7 separate regions of the Homo sapiens genome follow, and all the other regions are linked to region 1. Evidence: chromatin loops called from intact Hi-C (ENCODE). Cell type or tissue: endothelial cell of umbilical vein. All regions are shown on one strand.

Region 1 (4,000 bases):
GCCCCATTTCCTGACTGGTGTGAGACAATAAACAAACATGGAATAGAAAGCCTAGAAGAGGAGAGAGTGCTTCTTCAAAACATGTTCAAGCAATACTCAGATCTCCATGCTAGGAGAAATTTGTGAAGAGGCTGATCTGTAAGCCTCCATCCAACACTAGGATTCTAGGATTCTCTGAATAACAAAATCAATTACTAGTTGGATTCATCTAAGAAAAGGCAGAAAATGGATGGCACACAAAGAACCACTGGCCCAGGCCCTGCAGGTGATGCTGGAAGTGGGGGTGGTGCCATGGGCTGAGTCCACTGCTGTCAGAGTGAGGAGCAGAGCCTGATGGCTTAGCGGAAGGGTAGATCATTGGCATCAAGTCATTCCATTAGCCATAGTGCTTTTCCATATTTCCAGCAAAAATGTAGACGACTGTGCTTCCTAAACAAAACAAGAGAATGCAAAGGTAAAAAGCAGACAAATAGTCTTGGAAATGAAATGAAAACAAAAACCAAGTAAACAAAAATCCAGGAAATCTAAGAGGAATAAATGTAGAGCTGGAAGTAGTAAATCAGAAACAAATGGAAACATAGTGCTGTGTTTTCCATTACCCACTTTAACCGAACTCTATAGTTAAAACTTTTCATCCAGTATCTTAGCAATGTGGTAAGAACCTGTAATTGGTTTATTACTGAAAATCAATGCTGTTAAAAACCCCCTTGTCTGAAAAGGAAATCTAAATATAAGACTGATACAAATGGGTCTTTATATAATTGTATTTCTTAATTGATGATACATAATGTAATTCTTTATTGGGAAGGGGCTTCACCTGCCTCTAGGGAAGGGGTGTTGGTTGGAGAGACAGAGTGAAGCATGTGTAGGTTGCAGCCCCGGGCCCAGGGACTGACAGGTAGCTGTGTGAAAGGCCTCAGATCCTTTCCGGAGGCACCTAGTCCCCACTCCAGCTCCTCCCCCTCTTTAACCACAGCTCCAGAGCAAGTTTGTCTCTGCACATAGAGACTGGCCTCCGGCTGTAGCAGGTTGCAGGAACTGCCAATGTAGTGCATTGTTCTTGAGTTTCCACAGTCCTTCCTTCTCTATCTCCATCCTTTTACAGCAAGCATTTCTCCTCTTGTAAACAAACAAACAAACAAAAAGAAAGCAGTAATTATTTTTTCAAACACTTTCCTAATATAAGTTCTGGAAACATCTGCCTTCTTTCTACACTTTGTAAGCACAGGTTTGGGGTCCAGCAAGCGGTATTTTAAAAGGGCCATGATTATCTGGTACTAGAAACAGCAGCAGCAGCTCCTAATTCAGATCTTTTAAATCGGTCTTCTCAGAATACATACATTTGGAGTATTTGAAAACTTGGTCCTCTGAGGCCTGTTCCTTCTTCTCCCTGGATCTTACCTTTAAATGGCTGAAGATATAATGCCTCAGAGACTTAAGGTGAGTGGAGATAGATTTGCTAGGTCCCAGAGTAATCAGAAAGGCAAAATAGCTTTGTAACTCTGTCTCTCTCTGCATTATTCCCTGAAGAGCAGCTGCAGCAGAGTGTGGACCCCGTGTTTGCACATGGCAGAAACTGGGCTGCCTCACATTTAAGGCCTAAGTTAGCCAACTTGTCAATGAATGCCATTAGTGCAGACGGGCCACAGGCACTCAGGGATGGAGTGGCAGGCAAGCTCAGATCAGCTAAGGAAGAGCAGGCATCGGGTGGTAACAACTTTCAGTCATTACTGACCTGGGCTCTATTCAAACCAGTGACCTAGAAATGAAGGGCTCCAAATCCCATTACTAATTCCCCGAGCCATCAAGTCTCCCCTATGGCCTGGATCTTGTCCTGAAACCCAGGTCTCCTGTTGAAATAGCATTAAGACAGCAGCCACTGCGTTGGCAGGCAAGGTTTTTAAAATAAAGGGAGGGGAGGGAATGTGCACGTAGAGAGTTGGCTTTAATTATTACTTTAAAGTTTTTCAGCTCCTTTCAACCTAAAAACCTGAACCTTCTTTAAAGTCACATGCTTGCCAGCCAGCACAAAAATGGTGTTCAAACAAGCACAGCTTTTTTATTTTGTTTGAATGGTGAAAATACACAAGCCCCCTCCCAAATCAAGGAATAATGAGAGGAAACCAAATGAGAGGAAGTTGTTGGAAAGCAAAGAAAGAGATTAAATGAGTATTGCGAGGACAAGAATATTTACTGCCAAAATAAGAAAAGGAGCTAAATGAAAGCACCCTTAAGCCGCGTTCTTCCTCACTTCTTATCTCTCTGTCACTCTCTGAATCCCTCTCATCAAAGAGGGACAATTATTTTTAAGTAAAAATGTGGGATTTTTGTCAGTGAGGTGAAGCCCATGCAAAGTGAGCTGGATTAAAAACTGCATGTAAAGTTCTGTCTCGTGTTTTAAGCCAAAAGCTCCAACTTTACAAACTGTCCTGTAGATGGGGCTGTACTCTGCAATTCTAAGATCACTGCCTCAACAATGAAGCAATTGTTTCCTGTCTCCACTTAGCAATTCCTCCCTCTCTTTCAGTTCTTTCTGCTTGCATGTTCTATTTATTTTAATGTATACCTTTGTGTAGAGCCTGTCTCTGAGTGGTTAGATACCCCGTTGATATGTGGCCTTCAAGGGGGAAAAGGGAGTGCAGCCTATTCCCATGACATCCTAAGGCTTTGTAGAGCCAAAAAAACCTTCTCAGGAACACCTAATCCTTGGGCTCTGTCCAAGTACCACAATCTCTCTGTACAACTGACATGGGCCACTTGGGACACTTGAGAGTTTTAGGTGTGTCTCTCTGAAGTCAGCCCCGGCCAAGCATGAGGCAAATGTGCCCGACCAAAGAAAATAAATTATGTGGACTCCAATTTTCAGCAGTTATGAAGTATTGAATTACACATGCAAAGAATTCACTTTGGGATTAACCCTTTGGAACCGAAACACAATCTTGTCACAATGCCTGAGAAGGGAGCATGCTCTGAGTGAGGCCTGACTTTCCAAAGACACAGAGGTTGCTGACCAGGAGACAGAGATGCTCAATGCAATAAGAATGGAGATAAATGCAAATGTCTTATGTGGGCATGGAAGAGGGTATATGTCGGGGTTCTGCCCTGTCTCTGGATAGGCTGTTGCTGGCATTGTAAAGTTTAAGGATTCACTGCAAAGGCCACTTCAGCACTTAACGGGAATGCATCTTAGCATAATTCACACAGTCCCTGTGGCTGCTTCTTCATTCAGATTTAGAGAAGTGGTTGAAAGCCACTGGAACTTGACTGAAATCACAACTACAGAACCCCTGAAACGGCATTCATCCTCCATGACTCATTGAGCGATAGAAAAGGACATCCTGTCCTACCCCTTTAAGAATTCCTAGTTCCCCATAACCGTCTGAAGCACTAAGCTGTGAGTACACGACATAGCTGAAATTTAACACATAAACCCTGGAGTAGAAAAACAAAACAAGGCCATTTGTTTTCCCCTATAAAGCTATTTATTTACCAAATGACCATAGAAAGCAAACCTCCAACAATAACAGGAAACAATCAATCTTGAAAAACTTAGGGAAAAATTTTTTTGGAGCAAAGTTAACTTTTTAATAAAGTAGGTGTCTTGGGTATGCAAAGCAGGATGTCAGGAAACAGGCAACCTTGCCCCTCTTCCCCTCAGGTTATTATCAGAAAATGTGTGATCTACAGGAGGGACACTGTTTTGGGACTGATAAGCTGTGTCTACATAAAGATCCCTCACTTATTTCACATGTGCCCTGGAGGAAATAGAACTGTACAACGATATCCCTGGGAGACACTGTGGACCTCATCCACTGCCCTCATATTATCCAATGAAGAAACTGAGTTGCTCAAAGTTGCAACAGATACAGCTAAAAGCAGTAGGACATTTTATGTAACTTATTTCTAAAACAACAAATCTCTAATCAGAGAAATATCTCTATGTCTCAGTTGCTCTTGCCTGTTCAGAGGGATGATAACTATCTTTTCAAGTACTTGCTAT
Region 2 (4,000 bases), 160 kb after region 1:
TAAAGGGTGACAACAAGCTTTAATATTTCAGCAATGAGAGCAAACCATGGATGTACTTTACTATGGAAGTCTTCTGAAGAATTTAGAACCCTTCCCTAGCAAGTTTTCACCTTGACTGTTGTATGTACCATTATCAGGAGAATCAATTTCCTTGTGGTGCTGGTGTGATGTCGAGAGTAGAGCATGCGGGACATTAGGATGAGTGTATACTGGCCCTGGTGCTTTTTATAAATAGAGACATATCTACAGTAAATAAGAGAATACTTTCCTTCTAGAAGCATAATTACTTGAAGTAGAATGAATATGAGGTACAGGAACAGCAATCAGAATTTTAGAAAACTTGAGATTATGGCATGAAAAATATTTTTAATGTCCACTATGACCAAAATATCAGCAGAAGTGGGAGGGAATGAGAAAATCTTAATTTTGATGGGCTTAGCTCTGTTTATCTAACACATGAAAATCTCAAGTATGTGTTCAGAGGCCCTTTTGCAGACATGTGGCCAGGATCTGTAAATCCTGCTGAGAATGGTTTTGAGGAGCTGGGAGGCCAACATTAAAGCAGCTTCCCATGCTGCGTATTTTTAAAAAATTAGTATTATAAGAAAGGAGCACGGTGGATAGTATAATAGAAAGAACATTGTCTCGAGTCTCAGGAGGCCAAAGTCTAGTCCTGATTCAGTTTGTCAGTGAGTTTGTGGTGCTGGGCAATATAATTACACCTTTTGGAGTTTCAGTATCCTTGAGTAGAAAAAAGAATTTAGGGTGTCTAAGATCCTATTTCAGGAGCCCATATTTTTACACATCTAGGATTCATTCATCAAATGATCTTTATAAACCCCTAAGAACATTAACTTGTTCTCTTGGCATTTGCCTCTTCCACCAAGCCAATTGCCTTAGGGTAGTGAGATAGCAAGGAGGGATGGAGAGACTGGTTGTTCAAGGGTTCTAGGCCAGTGGTTTCCAGATATTGGAGATTTAATGTTCTGTATTCTAGCGGGCACACACTGGATGCTCTCCACATGATGCTGAGTCATTCTAGACTGTGGGAAGAAGCAAACTGAATGAAGGGTAAAAATACCAGACTGGGAAAAAGGAGTCCAGCCCTATAGTTCTTACGGCAGTAAGATTTACAGCAAGGAAACCAGGCATCAGAATGGGCACAGATAACAGTCACGATGTCCAGAACCTAGTGAATTAAATCCAGGTACAGAAGCAAAGGAAAATGAAGCCAGCAGTTGCCACAAGTCACAATAAAATGACTGAGAGGTATGATGGATCAAGAATAACTTAGCCTCGACTGGATACTGAGTTGAACTTGTCTCAGGTCTTACATTTTTATATATTTTCAGTTAGCATTCGAGGTTCAGACTAAATACTCAAGTCTCTTAGGCCAGTAATCTAAAGCAATGGCTAACTTTGCAGACTGTGCATAGGGAAACACAGCAGCTTTCAATAGGCTGGCCCTGACAAGCTATGTTTTACTGTATGTTCTTAGCCCTGTTTTGAGCCAAGCATGTCTTTAACTTAAGCAGAGAAAGTGTAGATTACATAACCACAGATTGTTGGAAAGACTCTTATACATCAAAATTTTTATCTTAAATCAAATTCCTTCATTTTCAGTGATTTCTTCATTTCTTAGGCTATGTTCCTTTCTAAAAACATGAATATACATGGGATAAGCAGTCATATCGTAGCACCTTAATATGACTGATTTGATTAGATTGCTCTCCTGGGAAGACAGCATGAGAGTGCCTGATGTTTGGGAAAAGAGTGTGATAACTAGGAAAAAAATGGAATGGAAGTGGGGTTCAAGGGAATGCATTTCCAAAAGCAAAATCTTCTCACTTCATACTTTTTTCAATCTGCATAAAAATAATCAAAAGTGATTTAGATTCTAAAATGTAAAATTGAACACCTAGGGACTTTAGATCTAATTTGATTCCAAGGTATATACAGAGCCTGCCTGTGAGGCCTTGGACTCTAGAGGGCCCAATAGTTCCTTTTACTAGTCAAGAGGAAAGCCAAACATATTCTTCCCTTAGTCTAATTCCTTTGTTCTGGAGCAGCTCTCTGGGATCCTTGGAAGAAAGGTGCTATGTAAACCATGAGGGTGTGGACTTGGATGGCTAGGGTGGGAGCCTGTGAGGTCTTGGATGGGGACATGCTTTCTCCATGTGCATTCAATTTATGATTTTTTTCACTTCTGGAACCCACTCAGGAAGCTGCTGGTGTATGTTATAAGTCTGGAAAAGCACATGCACGAAATAAATAAATAAATAAATAAATAGCCAGCATCTGCCATAGAAGCATACTGCTTCCTTAGAAATGAGTCAGTGTAAGCTGGGCTCATAGAAATAACTGATAGGCCCCAACTTTCTGGCATGATTCATCATCTCCCTTAGACTTGCTGTCAGCGGGATGAGCAGGAGAATATGAGAGAAGGAAGGAAAAGAACATTCACCCTCCTGGGTGGGACTTGTGTGATATGTTGAAAGCTCTCCTAGCTGAGGAGGGACAATTACTTCTTTATTTCACAGCATCAGGTTTGCTGGCCCCAAGATTGGATAGTTGTGGGTCACCCTTTTATTTACTTAGTACTTTGCTGAACTAAATATTCCTTAAATCTCTGGCTAGAGATTCTTATCTAGAACTGAAAATATTTACTCACTTATCCTGTAGAGTTGCTTGTGTGATTTAGATGAAATGAACATGAATTAGTTTGTATTTTTATTGTGGTGGTTACTAAAGAGTTCAGTCAACGATGAAAACAGAAAAAGCAGAATGCCACATGATATTATCAAACATCAGAAAAGGAGAGAATACTTTTATAAATGTCATTTCTTTCTACAATTAAATGATACACAAAGAGATAGATGTTGCATGTTGATTTATTTAATAGCAGGATTTCCACTAGATGGTATCTTGAAGTTTGAGTCATACTACTAATATTTGTAGAAAGTAAATATAATTAGAAATATAGAGAAGTGAGAAAAGAAGTATTTTAAGGCCTGTGCTTCTTTTTTAGGTTTATGTTTCTTTAATTTGCAATTTTCACTCTTCGTATGAAAGGCCTCATGCAGAAAGTACACAAAAAGTCCCTCTTCTACCAAATTTAGAGAAATAAGATATAAAATAGAAAAGAGTTAATGATGTTGACAGGGAAGAAAGCAATGTATGGTCCACTGGTTTTGGTCAAATTGTAGCTAACACCACAAATAAGTTGACTGATTTTTTTTTCTTTTGTGGAGAAACCTTAAATGCATTAAGAAGTAAAATACTAAAAATGGCTAAATTACAGAGAAATTGTAGATAGCGACACAAAATAAAAAGATGTACTGGGTATCTCACTGAGTTCAGAGAGACATCTCCACTTAGAGTGGTTAGAAATCTATCCTGCCTTAGATCACACTGTAATCCAAATGCGTTTTTACATTTTCCATACTTTTAGAACATTTCTTCCCTTGTACTTTCTAACCCCAAATCCCAGGCCTCAGTCTAAAAGCCAGTTTGTGCCTAATCATTGGCAATAGAGAACTAGTACAGAAGCCAGTTATTCTGAGTGAAGACTATGTGAGCTGCCATCAGCCTCTTCTCTAATACCAGCAATGTTTTCCTTGGAGCATTTCTGTAAGTTAGTGTTTCTGGAAAGTTTGTCCTTCAGACTACCAGACTCAGAATCTTCTCAGGTGCCTACAAAAATGCAGATTCCCAATGCCCAACTCAGAGCTTCCCATTCAGATTTGTCTCGGGGATCTACAACTTTTCAGGCGTCAGAGGCAGTTTTATGCACAGCCAAATTTGAGAACCTCTGCTAAACCAGCAGTAAGATATTTCCAGAGTATGTCTTCAACTATGTTTCCATTCTCAGAGAAGTAACTCTAATGATCACATCTAAGGTAGAGAAATCCCTTTGTTATAACATTTCCCTTGCTGTGAAGCAACCCTGATGAGGCTGCCTTTTGGGAATGAAAGGAGTCTGACTGAGAGGAAATGCCAC
Region 3 (4,000 bases), 1.6 Mb after region 1:
GGATCATTGCACACTGCACTGTGTTTGGAAAAAAGACTGACAGAATGTTCTTTCAGTAGATTCTAAGGTATAGGAATTACTTAAGTGCAGTGGCTCTGGAAAATGGTTATTGCGTAAAGATCTGGAGTAATTAAGTCACATACTGTTCATGTGTAGAAGAATTTTCTAATAATTTTGATAAGTAACATTTTGTATGATGAAAACAAGAATAGTAAGAGTAGAAACTATAGAATGGCAAATAAAACAATTCTCAGATATTGCAACATTTTGAAATTTGATTCATCATTTAATTTGGATTTCATTGCCAAAACAATTTAATAATAATAATGGTAAACAGTCTCAAAATGCTTACATCATGCCTACAATGTACCAAGCAGTGGTCTAAGCACCTTACACATCTCACACCACCCTATAAGAGGAGTACTCTCATAGGCCCATTTATCACATGAGGAAATAGAAACAAACAGAAGACCAAAAACAAAAAATGCAAAAAACAAAACTTGGCCAGGTGCAGTGGCTCACAGCTGTAATCCCAGCACTTTGGGAGGCAGAGGTGGTTGGATCACCTGAGGTCATGAGTTCGAGACCAGCCTGGCCAATATGGTGAAACCCCCATCTCTAATAAAAATACAAAAATTAGCCAGGCATAGTGGCGCACACCTGTGGTCCCAGCTACTTGGGTGGCTGAGGCAGGAGAATCGCTTGAACTCAGGAGGCGGAGGTGCAGTGAGCCCAGATTGTGTCACTGCACTCCAGCCTGGTGACAGAGCAATACTCTGTCTCAAACAAACAAACAAACAAACAAACTTTCCCTAAATCGCATAGCTAGTAGTTAGCAAAGCAGGCAGTCTTCCCTTAGAATCCATGGTAGACCTGGGTAGTCTGCCTTCATAGTCCATGGTACACCCAGGTGGCCCACCTTTGGAGTACATGACCTTAACCACAGTTCTAGTTTAAACATTAATGAATGCAGTTGTTAAATAGTGTATCTATGCATTGTGGGGTTTTAAACAAATATGGAGATGACATGATTTTTTGCCCTTTAAAACCAGTCTCTGGCACTGTTTGCCATATAATTTGCATTGCACGCACACCACAATGATTCCTTTGATTTAACCTTTTCCTACTACTGTGAAAAGGCAATGTTAGCATATATTCCTTATGTATTTACAAATAAAGGGATTTTTATAAAAAGAAAACTTGAGATGATCTCCTTAGTTTAAACTGTACCTTATAGTTATGGATAAATTAGATGTAGGGATTACTAACTTTAGGAGATTTTATAAGGACTTCAATAGGTAAAAGCCTATGTACATACCTTGCTCTTTACCTAAGAATATTTTATAAGTAGAAATTACTTTAAATCAAATAATTCAAAAGGTAATAGGCATGCTTACTATTACAAGTTTTATTGTTAATATTTTTTATTTTTTAAATTTTAAAAGTAATATATAATTGTATAATAGAACTTTGGAGATAAAATATGAAAATTCATAAACCCAGAATCTGTAATAACCTGTTTTACTTCCTTATGGTCTTTTCCTATGTATCTAGTCTTACATTGCTTTAATAATAGTATATTTATAATTTTGTACTTTAGGAAGTTTTAAATTTATTGTTAATATTATTAGGGATCTTTTTTGGGTAAAAATACAATAAAATTTTGTCTTTTGGATAAATCCACATTTTCATATTCCGGGTTTGTTTTGTAGTCTCTACCAAGTACACATATTATAATTCAGAAACAGTTTTGTGTTATTCTATTTACTGCTGTCTCTTCACCCTCTTTTTGTTTCTGTGCCTTTGGCTTTCCCTAGCTGGGCACAGTCAGGTCCACTGATGCCCCCTATCTGCAAACTCAGTCTTGCACAGTACCTGAGCCATTCTTACCTGAGTCAGCTGATAGACACATCCTTAGCTTCAGATGCACACCTGCTCGTTGATGTGACTTATAGTTTTATCCATCCAAGACCTGGAATTCGTCCGCACAGCTGTTTGGGCTCCTACGTTCTTCCAGCTGACATTCACCCCTAGGTCTCTCTTGTTGCCAGTTGCCATGAGATCAGCCCTAGGCCTTTACTTTGCTGCTCTTTCCCTTATCTCTCCTCACCTTTCAACTGCCACCTTTAGCTAACTTGGCCAGATTTTTCTCTCTTTGTTTTTTTCCCCTGATATATTCTGCTTTATTCTATAGGCACCTTCTGGGGCTTTGATACTTCTTCCTTAGTTCCTGCCAGTTCTGTCCGCTGCATAATCCCAGTCAAGCTTGACATCTGTACAAGATTTTCCAGAGTCACTTCCTAAATTCTGAGCAAGACTTCTCCTTGAAATCTTTACTCTTCTGCTTTATTCATTGAATTTAACCAGCATCTTGCCCAAGTTATGCTCTTTTGACCTAGGTTTTTTGATTGGCCCACTGTCTTTTTTGATGACAGGTGTTGTAGGTGGTACTGTTTCCTTTGAAGTATATTCGTTCCTGGAACCAGGTCTCAGCCTCATTTGCAAAGGCCTGAAAACACCCAGGACAGTGTCAGCATGGTTTCTCCTGAAGGCAAATTACCGTGTAAAAATCAGGAGAGCAAAATAAAAATTTTAATGCATGTAGTTACTCTTCTAAATTCACTCACTGATTTTTGTTAGGTCTATTCAGATCCTTTTTACAGCTGAACCATTTATCACTTGAAGCAAAAGGAGCAACTGTCTATGCCACGTCCAAATGTCTTTGTACTATGAAAACTTGAGATGCAAGGCATGTTGTGTCTAGGTTTAACATCACTGTAACACATGAAATAAGAGTCCATCAATGCAAACTAAATTAAAACTGTAGTTGCATAAATAGAATCTATGGTAAGCTCTCTTTGCCTTACCCCATTTATTCTACTTATTGATGAATTTTCATAACTTACTCCTTGAATAAATTATCCAAGAATTAGCCTGTGATTTTCTTTACATATTTCTTCATATTTGTACACAGGTATTGCCATAATAAAATCTTATAGTGATTACTGTTTTTTACTACTTACTTGGGCTGGATTTTAAAATAATGATTACTGTTTTTACTCTCCATTTGGACTGGATTTTTCATTTACAATTTATATTAAAATGGAACAACATTGTCAAGTCTACTGTTAGAAAGGACTCAATCATTCTTTCGTTTTTTTCAACTGTAGGGACATTCATATCCTTTCCTCCCTAGTCATACATGTAACTGGTCCTATCAGTAACATGATTAGATCACAAAACTTCTTTCTGGTAAGATATGAAATTTGGGCATTCACATTTAATTTTAACCTTCTGACATTATGCTGTTCTTTTCCTCTCTGGCTTCTATGTGGAATAATGTGGCATGGCCAGTTTCTTACAAGATGTAAGTGGGTGGGGAGGTTCTGCAACAGGGTACTGGAACAAGACAGCCACAGGGAATTGACTCGATTAAATATATCATTTCCATTGTATACAGTTGTGATGTCCAAGTGATCTGATGATATGAGTCATAATCATAGGAAGCTTTTGGTCATAAATAAATACAAGAAAGAAGTAATGAAGGATCCCAGCTAGTAGAACATGACAATGGAGTGTCTGTTTAACCATCAAGTGTAGACAGGCTGGTACTCGATTTCAGTATGATCTCTTCAGACCACATGTTACCTTTTCTTTCGTGCCATACTCAGATGTCCCAAATTATTATCACTCTTATGACTGACTAACATAGAGGATTTCCAGCATTTTCTTGGGTTGCGTGGAGTTGTCTCAGAGATTTCTATATATTAATATATACAAAGGACATGTTGTCAAAGGAAGTGAAAAAAGGTTGAGTTAGGTGAATTTCCAGACCATCTATTCCTGCTTTACTCAAAGGTGTTTTTGTGTATTTTACGTACCAGTTGTGTGTAAGAATTCATTTGAGAAAGTGGCTGCCTTAAATTAGTCTGAGAGCTATTTCCTCTGTCCATCACAGATAGAAAGACACGATTTGGTGCTGTCTCCCCTCTAACCGTTG
Region 4 (4,000 bases), 740 kb after region 1:
TACCTATCATGGCAGCATGGGCCCATGGGGACCCATGGAAGGCTGTAATGAGGGGTTCCATTAACCAGTTTCATTATTTCAGAAGGCCTAAGGGAATAGCACATTCACCAATAATAAGGCTACTAAAGCTAGAATGTCAAATTACTTTGCTTTGGGGCAAAATCTTATCAATTTCCTATGAAGACTCTTATTACCTCATGCTGATCAGAGTCTCTGATTGGCAACTATGTATGTGTCTGATTAATAAAGTGTGAAATAAAAACAAATGAATTGTTTTGTTTGGACATTAATTTTTTTCAAAACATACAGTCCCAGACATAGAAGATAATTTCAGACAAGACTAATTTACACCAAGTGTTTAATGTCAATCTAATATCTTGAATAATAATGGTGATGATGACACAAAAGCTAAAACTTACATAGCACATTCTGAGTACCAGGTACTGTTCTAAGCATTATACAAACACTAATTTATCCAATCATCACAACAGCCATATTAGGGCCAATTCTAGGCCAAAGTAAGGTTATAAAATAATAACTGAGGACCCTGAGAGAGAGGGCAGTCCAATATTATGCTATTATGTCACAGTCATACGGAGTAACTGCTGAAGCAAGAATTTGAAAACCAGCACTAAAGCCTCTGAATCCAGTCTCTTAAGTCCCCCTTTCAGGAAATACTCTGATTAGGGTCTCACTTTTTATTATAACAAAGATAACAGCACACAGTGGCTTACTCAACTGTAAAACTAGGATTATCACTAGTTTCTTCAAGAGTTATTGATAAAATTAAATAAGTTAACTTTTGTAAGCCTGTAGAACAACACCTGGCACAAGGTAAGTTCTGTTTGAACAATTATACTCTTCAAATGACAAAGCTTTTTTTCCTCCCCTTGAGTGCAAATCAAAGTCCTGAGGCCAACCCTCTCACCTGTGTTCAGTATCGGTAAAAAATTAATTTTGAAAATGACTTTGCTTTTGTCTAATTACCAATATGCAAGGAAATCCACTGGCTGCCTAAAAATAAACCATTAACTCATCATACTGGTAAAAGCTCAGCATGAACACTCTCTTTGCGAGCAGGAAGAGGGAGGTGAGGAGGATGACACCATGACATGTTGAGTTCAGAGGCATGAAACCAGGCACCTGAGCCCTGCTGGGGACACTTGCTGAGTTTTCCTTTCTTTTCTGCCTCTTCAGAAACACCCCTGTGAGAATGGTAATTTACCACTAAATCTGTGAGCATAGAAAGAAACTTTTAAACTGTAACACGCACATAAGATATGAATTCCTGGGACAAGCATATCATTGCATAATATAGCTCAGTTTTAATAAACCTCCATCCATTGAAGCTCCATTGTGGAGGAGAGTAATTCCACGGCAGCTTTGAAGTATACTCCCTTAAAGAAAGTAAGAGAAAAGCCATTGTTTATTTTACTACTATTTAAGAGTTAATGAGAGATTTGCACCTGTACAGCTGTTGTGGACTGAAACTAGCTCATGGAGTGAATGTGTTTTCTGCTTGAGACAGTTGTAAATGCCTTGAGTAAAAACACTGAGGACTGCTAATGGATAGGTTTATTTTAAAGCATGCCATCTGCTATCAATCATAGAGAAGTATAGGAAGCAAGTTTGGCTGGGCTCCCTCCTTGCGAGCCTGATAAAGACAGGGCTCCAGGACTCGGGAACATTGAGTCCTCAAGAGAATAAAACATCAAACCTACTCAGCAGCTCCACTAACAATAATAAAAATGCCTCTGCCTAAAGGTGACATTCTGAATTTACGATTATTTGTGTCTATAAAGTGTATTCTTTGGCTCCTGACTCATTCTGACTGTCTCACTCCGAGAACAATACATTAAGCCTGCCTGGAGTAAATGGAAATCCTATCCTTTTATTAAACCAGCAGCCAGTACCTGAGACGATCTAATGCCCTGTAGAATCACAGGAAGCTTTTCAGTTCTGTTTTGTTTCTTTGTAACTATTTTTCATAAGAAACTTACAAACAACATCTATGTTAATGCACTAAAATATATAAGTGACGTAGGCAAGTATATGTTTCTTAAAAGACAAAATAAAATAAAATAAAAGATTAAAATGGAACTAATTCTTACTACTCTATCATGCTCCCATTACAATGCGGTTGGAAAATTACCTGTGAGAGATATGTTATGGTAAAATTTAGAACCCGTTGCTCAGAACTGTTTGTATTCTTCATGCTGTATGAACCAAGCATACTTTCAAGAGGACAAACGTTATTTTCTCGGAAATCTTCCAGCAATGGAATCATAACCAATATTGCTTTCAAAAATGGATCCCAAAGTATTCCTTGAAAAATGCCGAGCCTGGCTTATTAAAAGTGCTGCCTGCTGAAATCCTCAGTGGACAAAATGAGCTGTGGTGGCACTGGCACCTTCTACAGCTTATAATGTTAGATTCTGCTTCAAATCTGCAGCTTAATGTAAGTCTATTGCTAGCCTGGAATATGGAGTTGTGACTGTTTGGGGAAAACCCACCTGGCCAGCAAACTCATGAGCCTAATTAAAGTTAATAGAGAAATTAAAAGAGGACAACACTGCCTCAGTAGTGATAAGAAGAAATGTATAAGGCAATAGAAATTCAGGGCAAGAACTTAGATTTTTACATTATGCATTTGTTAGAAATACTTCTTTTTTAAAGACATGAAAAAGAAATTGGTATTATTTGACTTGCCATATACATGATTTTTGTGCTAAAGAAAATTAATGTTTTAGGTTAAATCGTATGAAATTGGAAAATACTTAACCAATAAGCATACTTCAGATCTGCTGTGTATCAGAACTTTGCTAGGCTCTACGACAGCAGGAAAGTAAAAGGCATTATCTCTGCCCGTCATGGAGAAAAAGGTTTAACACATTCAATAGAATTTTAGAACATCATAGAGCCAATCTTAAGAGCTAAATTATTAGGTAGAGAGAATAAATGCTATAAGAGTTCAGAAAACAGGGAGAGCAACGAAGACTGCAATAGCGAGAAAGACTGGTTAGGAAGACTTTCATCGTTTCCTTAAAAGCAGAAAAAAATATATAAAATAAATGCAGAACATTTATAATAATTCAGACTTAAAAAGATATAAAAGAAATTTACCTATTGAAATTTCAGTGTACTTTCTAATGCAATATGGAATTAAATGTTGAGTCAAGTTATGAAACACACCTAGAGCAGAAGGAAGCACCAACAATGCTTTCGTTCTTTGACAGAGGTTAAAAAATAATGTCCATACTGACAGAGCAGGAAATGTATTAATAGATGCATGAAGCAGGCAAGGGCAGAGGCAGAGTGTGGCAAATTAAAGGGCACCTGCCTCATCTAGAGGCAGCCTCTACCCAGCACGAGCAGGTTAGTGCCAAGAGAGGAAGAGAACCCAGTTTTGTCAGATCTCCAACTATCAAAGAAAGCTGGAAACCTGGCTTTTAAGTTATACTTACCAATTTTGTAAGAAAAAAAAAATCAGGTCGAGCTAAACACCTTACCACTGTGGGACAGATCCACCCATCCTCCTCCGGGCTTCTCAATAGTTCATGTCATAGGGAAACCTGGCTCTTTATTTCTAGGAACCTTAAAAACAAGTCTATAAATGCCACCATTCGCTCCAGTATTACATTTGGAGTCTTTCTGAATGGTGGCACCACCTAAGTCTGCAGAAGGCCGATTCTGTGGGTTATTTTAGAAGAGCCAGTGGGTTTCTGAAAGCTTTGTATGAATGCTAAAGGTTAGTATGTCTCTTACACCAGATTTGAAATCCTGTACAAATAAGTCAGTGGAGCACTAATGAAAAAACTACTGTGATAGGGCCTGTGCTGCTCCGATTAGACATTAGCGGCTGCATCAAGAAGAGAAATACCTGAAGATTAGCACAGTAATTTGTTTCTCTAAACCTGAATCATTTAATCTCTTTTCTTAAGAAAGCAGTGGTCTATGGATATGGTAAAGAATTAAAATTGCATTTATAAAGTGATTTCCA
Region 5 (4,000 bases), 640 kb after region 1:
CAGTACACAACTCTGTTACAAGGCAAGGGACATCAGCAGTGCAGCTGTTTCCCCAAAGGGGGGAAAACTTTGATTCAACCTTTCTCCTACTGACTTCCCTCCTGTATTCCTTTCAGATGCTCTCCAAAAAGTTTTGAAATATCTGTCTTCTGATTTTCACATTTGTTCAGTATCCCCATGTAGTTTCTTTTTTCATTGACTTGATGCAATGTAAATTTAAAGCATTTCTCCTAATGACCTTAACAACTCTTACTTGCTGGGAGTATATTTCTGTACCATCTCTAGAACCCAGCCCTCACTACTTATGTTCACATTCATTTAATTCAATTGAATCATATAATATTGGAGCCAAAAGCTACCTTAAGACAACATTGAGTCCCTAGCCCCTCATTTCACAGATGAGGAGGAAAGGAACTTCGACCAGCAGTTAAAAAGCACATAGCTAGTTAGTGACAAAGCTTGTACTGAAACTAAGGGATCCATCCCTCCTATGACAGCTTCCTTTTCACCAGACCATACTACTCTCTCTGGAGTCTCCATTCTTTCCTAGGAAATGACGGAACATGAAATCAATTGCCCATACTGAGAGACAGACAGTGCAGAGTAAAAGTGCCGAAGGCATAGAGGAAAATGTAGATGGGGACAGACAACGGCATTGGAATCCTGGACCTGTTTTTACTTAACATTGACCTGAGGCATGTGGCTTTCCCTCTGTGAGCCCCAAATTCTTCTTTTATGAAATGGGGACCAAAAATACCTGTATTCAAGGATTCTTGGTATGATAAAACAGGGCCTAGCTCTGCTGAGAATATATAGTTGTGAATAACAAACACATTCTCCCTCCGTTCCTTATTTCTCACACTGTTGCATCTTTCTGCAAGTTATACTCTCCACTGATCATTCTTTCTGTCCCCTGCATCTGTAGAATTAAATTCTTGGAGTTTTCTCTCTCCTCTGTGGTTGTTCTTTTCTTTTCTCCTATGCTAATTTTCCCTTACACTATTGTCCTTTCTCTTTCATCACGTGTAACCTTGAGGTCTTCTCCTTTACATCTTTTACAAGCTTTTTTCAGAGCACCCACAATGAATAGGGTTTGCTTATAAAGAAAGGTGATGCCAGTGGCATCCTTGTTCCTCCTACATTTTCTTCCTCTGCAGTTTAAGGACTCTTTCAACTGTGCTCCATATATGCTTTCAGTAACTAACAGCTATTAACCAGGCATTTGGAAAACTGCTTAAGACATATTTCCAACTTTATTAATAAATGCCCTTCAGTGTAAATATTAAACTTTAGAGTTTTTATTGAATTCTTCTTTATCTATTGTATTTTCTAGCTTTAGAAATTCTTCATTATACACCTGTTACCTCAGCAAGATACGTGACACTTGTCTGAATTCTACTTTGACCCTGCACTGCTGTTGAAATATCAAATTTGAAAGAACAAGTAGGAATAAAGGATATTCTTAAGATAGCCAGAGAATCATTCACTTGAAAATTTCTCCATTATTTTGCAACTCTGAGAAGTCGCCAACATCACTGGGAGATTTGGCTTGTGTACACCTGGAAAATGTGAGACGTGAATATTTCATGTTACTACTCTGGCTTCACTTCCTCAGGGGTGGGGGAGGCAGGCTGAACTGCATGTGTTCAACCTATCACTAAACTGTAACTCAGTATATGCTATAAGGGGTTTACTGTGGCATCTTAGTCTTGCAATATTTACTCCCTATCTTTTCACCCAAAATGAGTTTATGTAACTGTTTATGTATTGGAACAAGTACTGTTCAGGGTCAGGTTTAGCCCCAGGTAGAGGAGGCAGATGTTCATGGGGTATGATTTAAAGAAAGTCCACAGTCTTTTACAGAAAATACTTTTCCTAATAGCCTTACTGAAATTCCCACATTAGTCACTTCCTTGGAATGAAGTAGTGAGGGGAAAAAAATCTGATAAAATATGCAAGCTATCCAAAAGTTGTAGTACATAAAGCCCCTTTCACTAATAGATCAAATTAGATAAGCAGTCATTTAGAAGGATTAAAGAGAGAAAAGATTGATAGAAAATGGGAGGAAAACAAGGCAAGGAGCTTGTCCAAGCTTGGAAAGGCAACACAATCTGAAGGAACTGATAAAAAGAGAGATGTCACTAGGGATAACTTCATGATCTTAAAATGATTGCTTATGATCAAACACAGTGCTATATATGCATATACCCATCCATATATCCAGCTATCCTTCCACTCATCCATTCATCATCTATTTATTCATTCATTTAACAAATGTTTATTGAGTAGTTTTGTACAATGCACTGCAGTGATACACTAAGGACACAGAGATGAAGGGTGCTCAAGTGTTTATTCTCAAAGAGCTTACAAAGAAATGAAAGCAGGTAAATAAAATTTATAAATCTGGGTCTTAAATGCTATAATAGAAATCAGCTCGTGGTGCTACAATAGCAAGACTGACATTACTTTGAGATAAGACATTGTTCCATAGGTATATTTATTTATGTAATCCTTCCAGCAATGCTCTGAGGTAGGTACTATTATCAGGTCCATTTTACAGAGGAGGAAATGGTGATAGACCATAAGTAACTTGCCCAAAATTCTGCAGATAGAAATAAACAGGATTAGAATGTAAGCCTAATTTACTAGCTCCAAAACCTGTTTTCCTGACTCAAGAACCCACAGGTGTCATAGCTAACCTATCACCAGATTTTAATAGTCATCTATGTTTGAATTTTTGGCTAGTCAAGAAAGAAATATAGCTGTTCACCTCAGGTGTCCAACCTCTGATAGGTAGCCTGACAGCAGGACTAATTTGCTATTATCCCACCGATTACTTCACTTGGTAAATAGGATTTACCTATGACTGGTATCACAGGATTATGATAGCCATAACTTCATTCGCTAGAGCCTCACTGTAAACAACATGACTGGTTGAACGTTTAAACATTAAGGACACTCATTGGTGAACTGTATCCTTAAGGATTAAAAAACGTTATTAGGACACCTTTGAATTATTATGATTTGGCCATTTTCATTGTGAGTACAGACAGGCGTTGGGTATTTCTCAGGTTCACAAAGGAGATAGTCGATTAAGGAGTACAGGGAGGCCAGTGGAGATTTGTGAGCAAGACAAATTTTGTCAGGGAATAGGGAGGAGACCTAGGAGACTGTAGCATCTAATTTGATACATTATAAGCCACAAACATGTCTGAATGACCAAGAGCCAGCCACAACCACAAAATAACCAGGATAGGTCCGGAGTCAGCAGGGAAGAGCTAGGAAGAAGGCCAGGCCGATAATGAAAGGGGGCATTAAGGTACACATTAAACTCTCCAAAGAGGGAAAAATAAGCAGAATTTCCAAGGCATCCCTAACAAATTTGAAGTATTAACATTTTTGCTAAAGCAGCAAAAATGGCAAATTTGCTGGTTTCACTAAGTACATTATATTGCCTTTTTTTTCTTCTCTTGAAGTGGGGAGGTGGTAAGGCTTCACTGAGCCGTAGTGAGTGAGGATGTAAGAGACTTCAAAAGTGGCACAGCAGCCAATTACTTGGAGTTCAGAAGGAGTGGTTTATTTTTCTGGCATTGGAAAATCAGCATATTTGGAGCTGACGTCCAATGCCTTAGCTGGGTTGCCTGAACAACTTGGGACTCCAGATGGGAGAGTAGCTGCCTTATTTCGTGGAGTAAGCTGCCACTGAAACCCGGGGCCCTTGACTGAAATTTCAGACATCTGATTTTGTCAGAGTTCGGATACCTTTCCTTTGAAATGCCCTGCCTTGATAACCGCTCTAACCCATTGCCAATCTTTCCAGCAAACATGTCTCCCAATGATTGGGAAAATTAATGAACAGGCACTAGCTAATATAATTAAACCCAAACACTCCTGATTTCAGTATTAAGAAAAAGCCACTGCCCTGATTTTCTCTTGACAACACAAAAAGTCTTGCCATCTTCGAACTGTTTAATTATTGAAATGAACTGTAACGGTACAC
Region 6 (4,000 bases), 810 kb after region 1:
GCTCACACCTGTAATACCAGCACTTTGGGAGGCCGAGGTAGGCGGATCACAAGGTCAGGAGCTCGAGACCATCCTAGCTAACACTGTGAAACTCTGCCTCTACTAAAAATACAAAAATTAGCCAGGTGTGGTGACGTGTAATCCCAGCTATTCGGGAGGCTGAGGCAGGAGAATCGCTTGAACCTGGGAAGCAGAGGTTGCAGTGAGCCGAGTTCGCACCTCTGCACCCTAGTCTGGGCGACAGAGCAAGAACTCTGTCTCAAAAAAAAAAAAAAAGAAAGAAAGAAATGGAGTCATGGTCTACAGAGGAAATAAATACAATTCTGGGGGAGGAAATACAAATGCCTTGTTAGGACCTATAACTTAGTAAATTGCAAAATACGCCGCTCCCCCGTCTCATTCCTGAGCTCTTTGCCTGCTTCTGTGTTTAAACTGCATTCTGTATAAAAATGAGTCACTTGAAAAAGAAATGCATATATATATATTCTATTATATACACACACTCATCTGTTGTCTTTTTTCTGGGGTGGGGAAGCATCCCTTCTCTGAACCAGAGCATATTGTTCCACAAAGCAGAATGGACACAAAAATGAATGACTGTTAGTGTCTCCATGCCATCCTAAGATAATAAGCACCTTTGAAGGGGTATTCATTGTTTCAGGCCCCAGAGGGACCATTTACTGCCTGGAGATAATAATGTTCCCATGTATCCCCAGGATACCTGGGAGAATCTGACTCACTATGCAAAAATATTGATGAGAGCTTTAGATAAAAAGGAGTAATAAACAACAAATCTACAGAGGAAAGCACCCTCTGCAATGTTGTAAGCAAGACTCCGGGTACAGGAAGATATTTTCTCTCTGTATTTTGGTAATTTAACAGTCAGTGTGGTTACAATCTTGAAATCAGCCTGAACTTCTATGGATGAAAATGCTACAGAGTCTCAGAATGCCTCCATGGAGACAGGAACAAGGAAAGCTAGAGAAGGCTCTGGGTTGTGAGGAGTGGGTGGGGGAAGCCATCCCCCAAAGACCTAACCACTGAGAAATATTATAATTTGAATAATTTTTTAAAATTAAGCCTATTGTCAGATAACTTGGGGTGATAAATCTTTCCATTCCCCAACTTACTTTCCTAAGAAACCTCGTGGCATGGCAGCAAACACATCCAACAACTATTGCCAGATAATGACGAATCTCTGATATATTTTGTCACATTGCAGTCTATGTTGCTAGTTTCATATTTACAAGCAAAATTGTTACCTCAAAATATGAAACACTGGCATTTAGAGAAATATAGAAATTACTCACTTCCCTGGAATTCTGCATGACAAATTAGAACTATGCTTTAACTCTAATAAGTGTAGCTGTAACAGTTTTCATAAACATTCTTGAGATGTTCTTCTGGAGTAGCTTTATTTTGGCACCCTACTTTTCCTGCTTAAACAAATGAAAAGGTTGGCTGATATTGTCAAAATACAGCACTTCTGGTGAACCAAGAGCCATTTATTAAAATAATGTATTGATGCAGTGTCATAAAACACAAAATCATATTTCTGCAGGAAAAACCTATTACCCTAAGCCAAGATTATTTTATTTTAAAAGAAAAATTATTACAGTTGTCGATTCTGAAAGTTAGATGATGTGGTTCCGACCTTGGCCCTTCAGAGACTAACCAGGCAGCTTTTAATGCACCGTAATATGTTATGTAAAAGATATATTTGTATAATTAACAAGCCTTGTCTTAGTAGAAATGCATTAGCTTCAGGTAGATTCTGTATCTCTCATGATTCAAAATGACTAACTTAATAAAAATACAAATGTGATTTTCTCTAGTTGTGCAGAGACATTAAATAACACATAGCCAAAGTGTGACAAACACACAAACACACTCTCTCACTCTCTCTCTCTCTTTCTGTCTGTCTCTCTCTGTCTCTCTCTGTCTCAAACTCCTCCTGCAGGGTCAGGGCTCTCCAGAGCTAACCATTTTCCTGACATCGTCTTAATCTTGTCCTTTGTCACAGCTCTGCACTTTTTGCTCTAAAGGTTTCTGCACTAAAAAGTGAGGAGGTGAAGCCATAGTTCAATTCAATTTATTTTTATATTGCCTCTCATACAAAGGCTCTCAAAACGCTTTACAGTAAGAGATAAAATAATCATATAACACTTGCCCATATTGGAAATAGCCACAATCACCCAGACGGCAAGGGGGTAAAGCTATGTGCACAGTCATGGGTCAAAGTCCCTGGCGAAGCACCCCTCGTTTAGAAGCCATATAAACGAACATTTCAGCAGGGTGACGTGGCCATATAATATCACTTGCTGAGCCCCACATTCTCAAGGGACAAGTAAGAGGCTTCATTTTTCTATTCAAATAAAGCATTATCTCTCATAAACCTATGGTGATCTCAAATGGTGACCAGCTTCCTCTCATGTGCAAATGAAAGAGTCAAAGCAGGAACATGTTTTCTTTCTATTGTTGCCAATTACTTTAATCACACATGATTTATGGCTTCCTGGAAAGCAGTTATTCTGGGCCACCTCTTTTCATTGACCGTGTTCCATATTTTGGACCCAAAAGGTAAAAGAGAAAGGAGAGTAGGAAGCCCAAAGTGAGTGGTATTTCTTTTAGTCAACCTATAGCACAGAAGAAAAAAAATGCTTCCACTTGAGACTGAAAAACTCAGAATGAATCACCGGCACTCTGGGGCAGGAAGAAGGAATGAGGGAGGGTAATAGAGAAAGAATTTTTGCTAGATAAGGCAGCCCAAATTAAATAATAATTCCCATTGAATAAAAAACAAAACAAAAGCTAAAGTCTGGAAAGCATAATGAATAAACCAATGCTGGGAAAAGGAAATTAGGTCAAATCAATATATCAAGTTTGCATGGCGCTTTTAATTCACAGAAGGGTTATTCTGGACTTGATGTAAGGAAACTGGAGATGTTACTATGCTCTGAGAATGACAGAGTTATACAGTATAAGAAGAAAGTACACTCAGCAGATGAAAGCTACCACGTTTGCAAAGACCTTCTTTTACAGTGCAAATAGCAACTTGAAATCACCAGACCCCAGGGAAAGCAATTCTCAAAAAAAGAAGCTTCTCCCCTGAACCCCCACTCCACCCTCATCACATGGTTTCTCAAGTATGGAGACAAAACGTTCTTTGTCCATAAGCGTATTATTCAAAAAGTGTGCAAATCAAAAGAAGCCTATGGCTCCAGAGGAATTCACGCTGTTCATACCAGTAAATAATCCAAACTGCATTTACTTGGAAGCCTGTTTCTAGAATGATGTGAACCTTTGGTATCCTCTACTTCTTGCATCGAGCCACATCTTTATAATACATAATAACAAACAAGAATATATTGTAACTCATTTTTTGACCTTTTAATATTTCTGTCACTGATTGTCAGAGTTGAGAACTACTCTCTATCCTGAGGTGATGGATTATTTAATTAACCATTGACCTTTTCCCAACATTTGTTGACAATGAGCACAGTCCCATGAAAGCTGCCTGCTTTGGATATTGGTCAATTCTGTGTTGTCAGTAGGAGCATACCATTTTTCATAACTTAGATCAAATAACTAGAATTACTTTGTGCCATGTATTTACCTAAACCTATTTTCAAATGAATTCATGTATGTTTCCTTTTAACTATCTAATAGGAAAGAACAATAGGTTTACTGCACCTTTTTAAAGCATACTCCATGTTAACAAACACATATCAGGTAGAACTTAAATGAGTCAACCTACAGAAAAAAATGTCATTTACTATTTATGAATCTTTTGGAAAAAGTTGCAGTCACTTGTTTCTAATGCTTTGCACATCTCCATATCCCCAATTGAATCCGACTTTTTCTAGGGAATAAGATCCCAAGAAGGGTGTAGCAGACTCTTTGAAAAGTTCTTCTAGATGTTGTTTATAAGTTCCATTCATCAGTAAAAGAAATATTCCTGCATTTTTTCCTAGGGCTTATTTTCTTTATAGAAGGTGAT
Region 7 (4,000 bases), 910 kb before region 1:
TGTGGTCTCACTTGTGCAGAATGAAATGTGTTTAAGGCAGCATTTTCTTAGAATGTGGTGTTCAAACCAGGTTTTCTTTTTTTTTCTCTCTCTCTTTTTTACTTTTTTTTTTTCACTGCAACCTCCGACTTCTGGGTTCTCCTGCCTCAGCCTGCCGAGTAGCTGGGATTACAGGCATTTACCAACACACCTGGCTAATTTTGTATTTTTAGTAGATACAGGGTTTCTCTATGTTGATCAGGCTGGTCTCGAACTCCTGACCTCAGGTGATCTGCCCGCCTCGGCCTCCCAAAGTGCTGGGATTACAGGCATGAGCCACCGTGCCTGACCTTCAAACCAGGTTTTAAGTGTAGAGAATTAAATTTGATTCTAAATAGAAGAATAATGTTCAAATGATGGAAACTTTAAATAATATTGGAAAAGTGAATTTTTTAGGTCAGAGCATGGTTCTATACAAATTGAATTTTAAACAATAAGCTAGATGGACAAATATTTGTGCCCCTAAGGCAGAGAGAAAAAAAAATGTTGTTGAGTGTTCAAAACCAGTAACTCTATATTTGTATATTGCTTGGATAGAGATGATAGCTGGTTACATAAGCAAGAAAAGTCAAGGGTCATAGAAACTGGGCTTATTTACATTTAAAGAGCAGTGGAGGAAACTGAGGAAGGCAAAAAGGAGGCTCTAAAAAGCATATTTTCCTATTTTCTTTCATAGAAACTGGGGAAAAAAGGAGTTTTTAAAATTCAGCAATTTTCAAAATATCATATACATTTTTAAAAGTCAGGAATAATTAGATTTTAAAGAAATTATTAGATTTAGTATGGAGGAGTTGATTGATAGCATGAGAAAAATGATTTCATTAGAATGGTATATAGATACTTAAGTAAATTATGGTAGAAATTGGATTAGGTCTCTGTCTATATTAGACTGGATTCAATTCTTTGCGTTGAAAATGAAGACACTGTTTATGTTGAGCCAAATTTGAAAATATAGGTTTTTATAAGTATGTGCCAAGGTTTATATGTAATGATGAGTAGTGTTGATTATTCATAGACTGTGGTTCCCTGGTTTCCATGTAATCTCAATATCAGGTACCTTTGAAAGAAAGGTTGTAAAGTGATTTTGCTATAGTGAATGTAAAATCAGTTACTATTTATAACATATCTTTTAAATCATTAACAAGGTTTTAACAATTGTGTGTGTTAAAATCTTATTTTTTTTGAAACAAGATAAAGGAACTCTATATTTTTAACATTTCATTATATTATTTTCATTAGCTATATCTATTTCTGTTGTATTGCTGAATCATCTGTGGTCAAAATTATGTGTTCAAAAGGGAACACTGTCAATTTACACTTCTGAAGATGACTTTGGTGTTTTCCCATTTTTAGAACAATTTTTAAGGAAAAAAAGTATTTATGTGGTCACTATTCTGTTTCCTCATTCTTAAGAAAAGATGTCAAATGAAGATTTTTTTTAAAAAATTGTAACATATAACTAAGTGTCTTCTTCAGTGTAGGCCCCTTGACCCTGCCCTCACAGGAAAATTCTGGAAAGTTTAACATATTTAATGGTCAGTATCCCATTCCCTGAATCTTTGTTTCTCCTTAGTTGTCACTTGCTGTCACAAAAGAAGCCCACTAGATGGTGGTAAAAGCACAAGCTACCTACTCTGATTTTATTAAAAAAAAAAAAAAGTCTTCAAAAGGGAATGCTTACAAGGTTTCAGAGGTTGTATTTTGCCCAATTTTTATTAGATAGAGAAGAAGCAAGAAAAATAAAGTAGAATAGTATTTTCCATGCAACTTAATTGTAGTTATGAAGTGGAATACCTTTTGGCCCTAAATTATTTTCCAGTGAACTGCTTTCAAAATTAAGTTGTTTTGTCAAAATAAATATCAAGTAAAATGATTATGAATCATTGTGGCAAGTTTTAATGCAGATCAGAAAGTAAATTAATCCAAATCTGTCTGACTCATCATGCCTTTTTCTTCAGATACAAATGAAGAGTAAACAATGTTTTGGCAATTTTTAGGTTAATCATGTAGAACTGATTACTCTAGAAGAATGCTATTAACATTTAGTCAATTTATACCCTACAATAAGACAAATTAAAATTAATGTTGCTGTTTTTAAGATATCAAATGGGTCATGATTTTAAGAAAAATGAGAACTGCTATAGAAAATGATAATGTTGTCTCTGGGCCCAGTGAATCTAGTGACTTCTAAAAAACCCACTTAAATCTCTTTAAGAAAACAGGACAATAATTAAGTAAATATAACTCCAAATGAGGGAGAGTGTCTGTCTTTAGTTTAAGCAGGTTGTCTTTTAAAGTGTAATGAGGAATAATAATCCACTGTCAACCATTCTCTGTGGAATAGCAACAATTAAATCTTGCAAATAGCTTAATAACAAAAGAAAGATCTTCTTTTTAGATAGAATAAAGTATCCTAATGAAGCTCTATTGCACAATTTTTCAATGTTTATAATAATTTCTTCCCTTTAGTATACATTTAATTAGTTTAATACTTTCTTGATGATACAAATATGTAAATATATTTTTTAAATAATTCACTTTGTTTATAAAGTAAAAGATGTAAATAAAATATGTAACTATTAACTTTTGATCAGGTCAAAAGTCCTGACAAACTACACATTATGACAAAGTATTGGACAGAAAACTTTTTATTTTGCTTATTTAATATCTTCATAATTGTTCACCTGCCGTCTTTCCACATGTAAGAATATCAAGTGCTTACAAGCTCCCACTGGACCCCTACCTTTAAAATTCATTTAATAATAATAGTGAGCATCATCTAAGGGTCTTAAGGTGACAGCCATTGACCTTTCTACAATCAATGATGTCACAGATCTTGGCTGAGAAGTCATTTTAAAAATATACTTCTTTTCATACTGGCATACACGTGACATCAATTTCAGCATTATCCATATCTGGTCATGATCAGTGGTGAATTCATCTATCTCTGGTCGCATGACTGTTGCCACACAGCTTGATCTACTGAGGCAATTTTAAAGCCCTTTGGCTTTCTATGTTTTCTTTCTTGAACATAGCAGGAAGAAAGCTGGGAAACCTCTTCCTGATTTAAAGGATGGTTAAAGTGCTTCCAGTAAAGGCCCTGTTGAAAGGCTTACTAACCCTGGACATATTTTCTCTGAAAGCTGACTCATTCTGCTCAAGGTCCATTAGTTCTGAATAGGTTAGAAACACCTTGGTCAAATCTAGAAATTAGGCCATTTTGGTTCCTCCTAAAGGAGTACAACCCCTATCTTGGTCAAGGGGTCCCCAGAAAAAACTTAAGAATTGAATTCCCAGCCATGATGGGAAGGGAGGTCCAACATATCTCATTATATCCCTTCCCTTTTGGAGTTTAGGTACAACTGACCAGCATTAATGTTAAACTAGCGATCATAAGACTAACAAAATGAACTCTTTGTGACAATAAGATACCAAATTATAAACAAGACCTAAAGCTGTGCAAGGCAAGGATTAAGTCACATCTGCAGGCCATCAATGTTACTACATAGCATCCTTAACTTAAAACATTTCTTTCTGCTAACTCCAAATTTTAGACAGAGCTTTACTTCATTAAGCAATTGCAAATTAAAGAATTTCTGAATTCACCCGCAGCCTTTAAGCCCCTACCTCCACTTAAAGATAGCCTGTCTTTTTGAGCAAAACCAATGTATACCTTCCATGTATTGATTTAAGTCTTTGCCTATAATTCTTGCTTCCCTAAAATGTATAAAACCAAACTAATCTGACTGCCACAGGTCAGGACCTCTTGAGACTGTATACCTGAGCTACAGTCACTCATAGTGGCTCACAATAGACATCTTTAAAATACTTAACAGTTTTGTTTTCCCTTTAAGATTGTTCTGACTCAACGTATGGATATGCAGCAGTGAGATGTCATTGGTCACTTATTCAAATGCCAACCCCCCCTGACTTTTTAAAAATAGCTTTATTAAGCTGCAAT

Evidence for each region. Peaks named below come from ENCODE experiments on the same cell type or tissue, not always from the same donor. Only the 100,000 strongest peaks of a DNase experiment are listed, where the experiment ranks them.
Region 2: it touches region 1 in a loop (4-fold over the local background); 6 of 110 quality-filtered maps call a loop at or near these places.
Region 3: it touches region 1 in a loop (10-fold over the local background); 4 of 110 quality-filtered maps call a loop at or near these places.
Region 4: a loop joins it to region 1, with 6 times the contacts of the local background. A loop is called at or near these places in 4 of 110 quality-filtered maps.
Region 5: a loop joins it to region 1, with 2.8 times the contacts of the local background. A loop is called at or near these places in 2 of 110 quality-filtered maps.
Region 6: a loop joins it to region 1, with 7 times the contacts of the local background. A loop is called at or near these places in 5 of 110 quality-filtered maps.
Region 7: a loop joins it to region 1, with 6 times the contacts of the local background. A loop is called at or near these places in 4 of 110 quality-filtered maps.

The regions. Positions count from the first base shown.
Region 1 is chr2:145,751,107-145,755,106 of GRCh38, reverse strand. No RefSeq gene overlaps it. Among named protein-coding and RNA genes, the nearest start is that of LINC01966, 870 kb to the right of the region's middle. RefSeq lists an enhancer at 3,023-3,072. In endothelial cell of umbilical vein, a CTCF peak has its summit at 2,416 (motif pointing right); DNase peaks (open chromatin) are centred at 2,566 and 3,316; H3K27ac peaks cover 1,483 bases.
Region 2 is chr2:145,592,528-145,596,527 of GRCh38, reverse strand. No RefSeq gene overlaps it. Among named protein-coding and RNA genes, the nearest start is that of LINC01966, 710 kb to the right of the region's middle. In endothelial cell of umbilical vein, no CTCF peak of the experiment used is centred here; a DNase peak (open chromatin) is centred at 2,337; H3K27ac peaks cover 1,363 bases.
Region 3 is chr2:144,160,726-144,164,725 of GRCh38, reverse strand. The region is part of intron 4 of QTMAN (queuosine-tRNA mannosyltransferase); the gene reads left to right. Among named protein-coding and RNA genes, the nearest start is that of QTMAN, 170 kb to the left of the region's middle. In endothelial cell of umbilical vein, no CTCF peak of the experiment used is centred here; no DNase peak of the experiment used is centred here.
Region 4 is chr2:145,010,122-145,014,121 of GRCh38, reverse strand. All of the region lies in intron 3 of TEX41 (testis expressed 41), which reads right to left. The region is part of intron 1 of LOC100505498 (a long non-coding RNA gene); the gene reads right to left. Among named protein-coding and RNA genes, the nearest start is that of LINC01966, 130 kb to the right of the region's middle. In endothelial cell of umbilical vein, no CTCF peak of the experiment used is centred here; a DNase peak (open chromatin) is centred at 1,811; H3K27ac peaks cover 1,766 bases.
Region 5 is chr2:145,108,731-145,112,730 of GRCh38, reverse strand. All of the region lies in intron 3 of LOC100505498 (a long non-coding RNA gene), which reads right to left. Among named protein-coding and RNA genes, the nearest start is that of LINC01966, 230 kb to the right of the region's middle. In endothelial cell of umbilical vein, no CTCF peak of the experiment used is centred here; a DNase peak (open chromatin) is centred at 1,750; H3K27ac peaks cover 410 bases.
Region 6 is chr2:144,941,439-144,945,438 of GRCh38, reverse strand. All of the region lies in intron 3 of TEX41 (testis expressed 41), which reads right to left. Among named protein-coding and RNA genes, the nearest start is that of LINC01966, 62 kb to the right of the region's middle. In endothelial cell of umbilical vein, no CTCF peak of the experiment used is centred here; DNase peaks (open chromatin) are centred at 1,358 and 2,498; H3K27ac peaks cover 3,330 bases.
Region 7 is chr2:146,659,338-146,663,337 of GRCh38, reverse strand. No RefSeq gene overlaps it. Among named protein-coding and RNA genes, the nearest start is that of LINC01911, 180 kb to the left of the region's middle. In endothelial cell of umbilical vein, a CTCF peak has its summit at 1,647 (motif pointing right); a DNase peak (open chromatin) is centred at 1,647.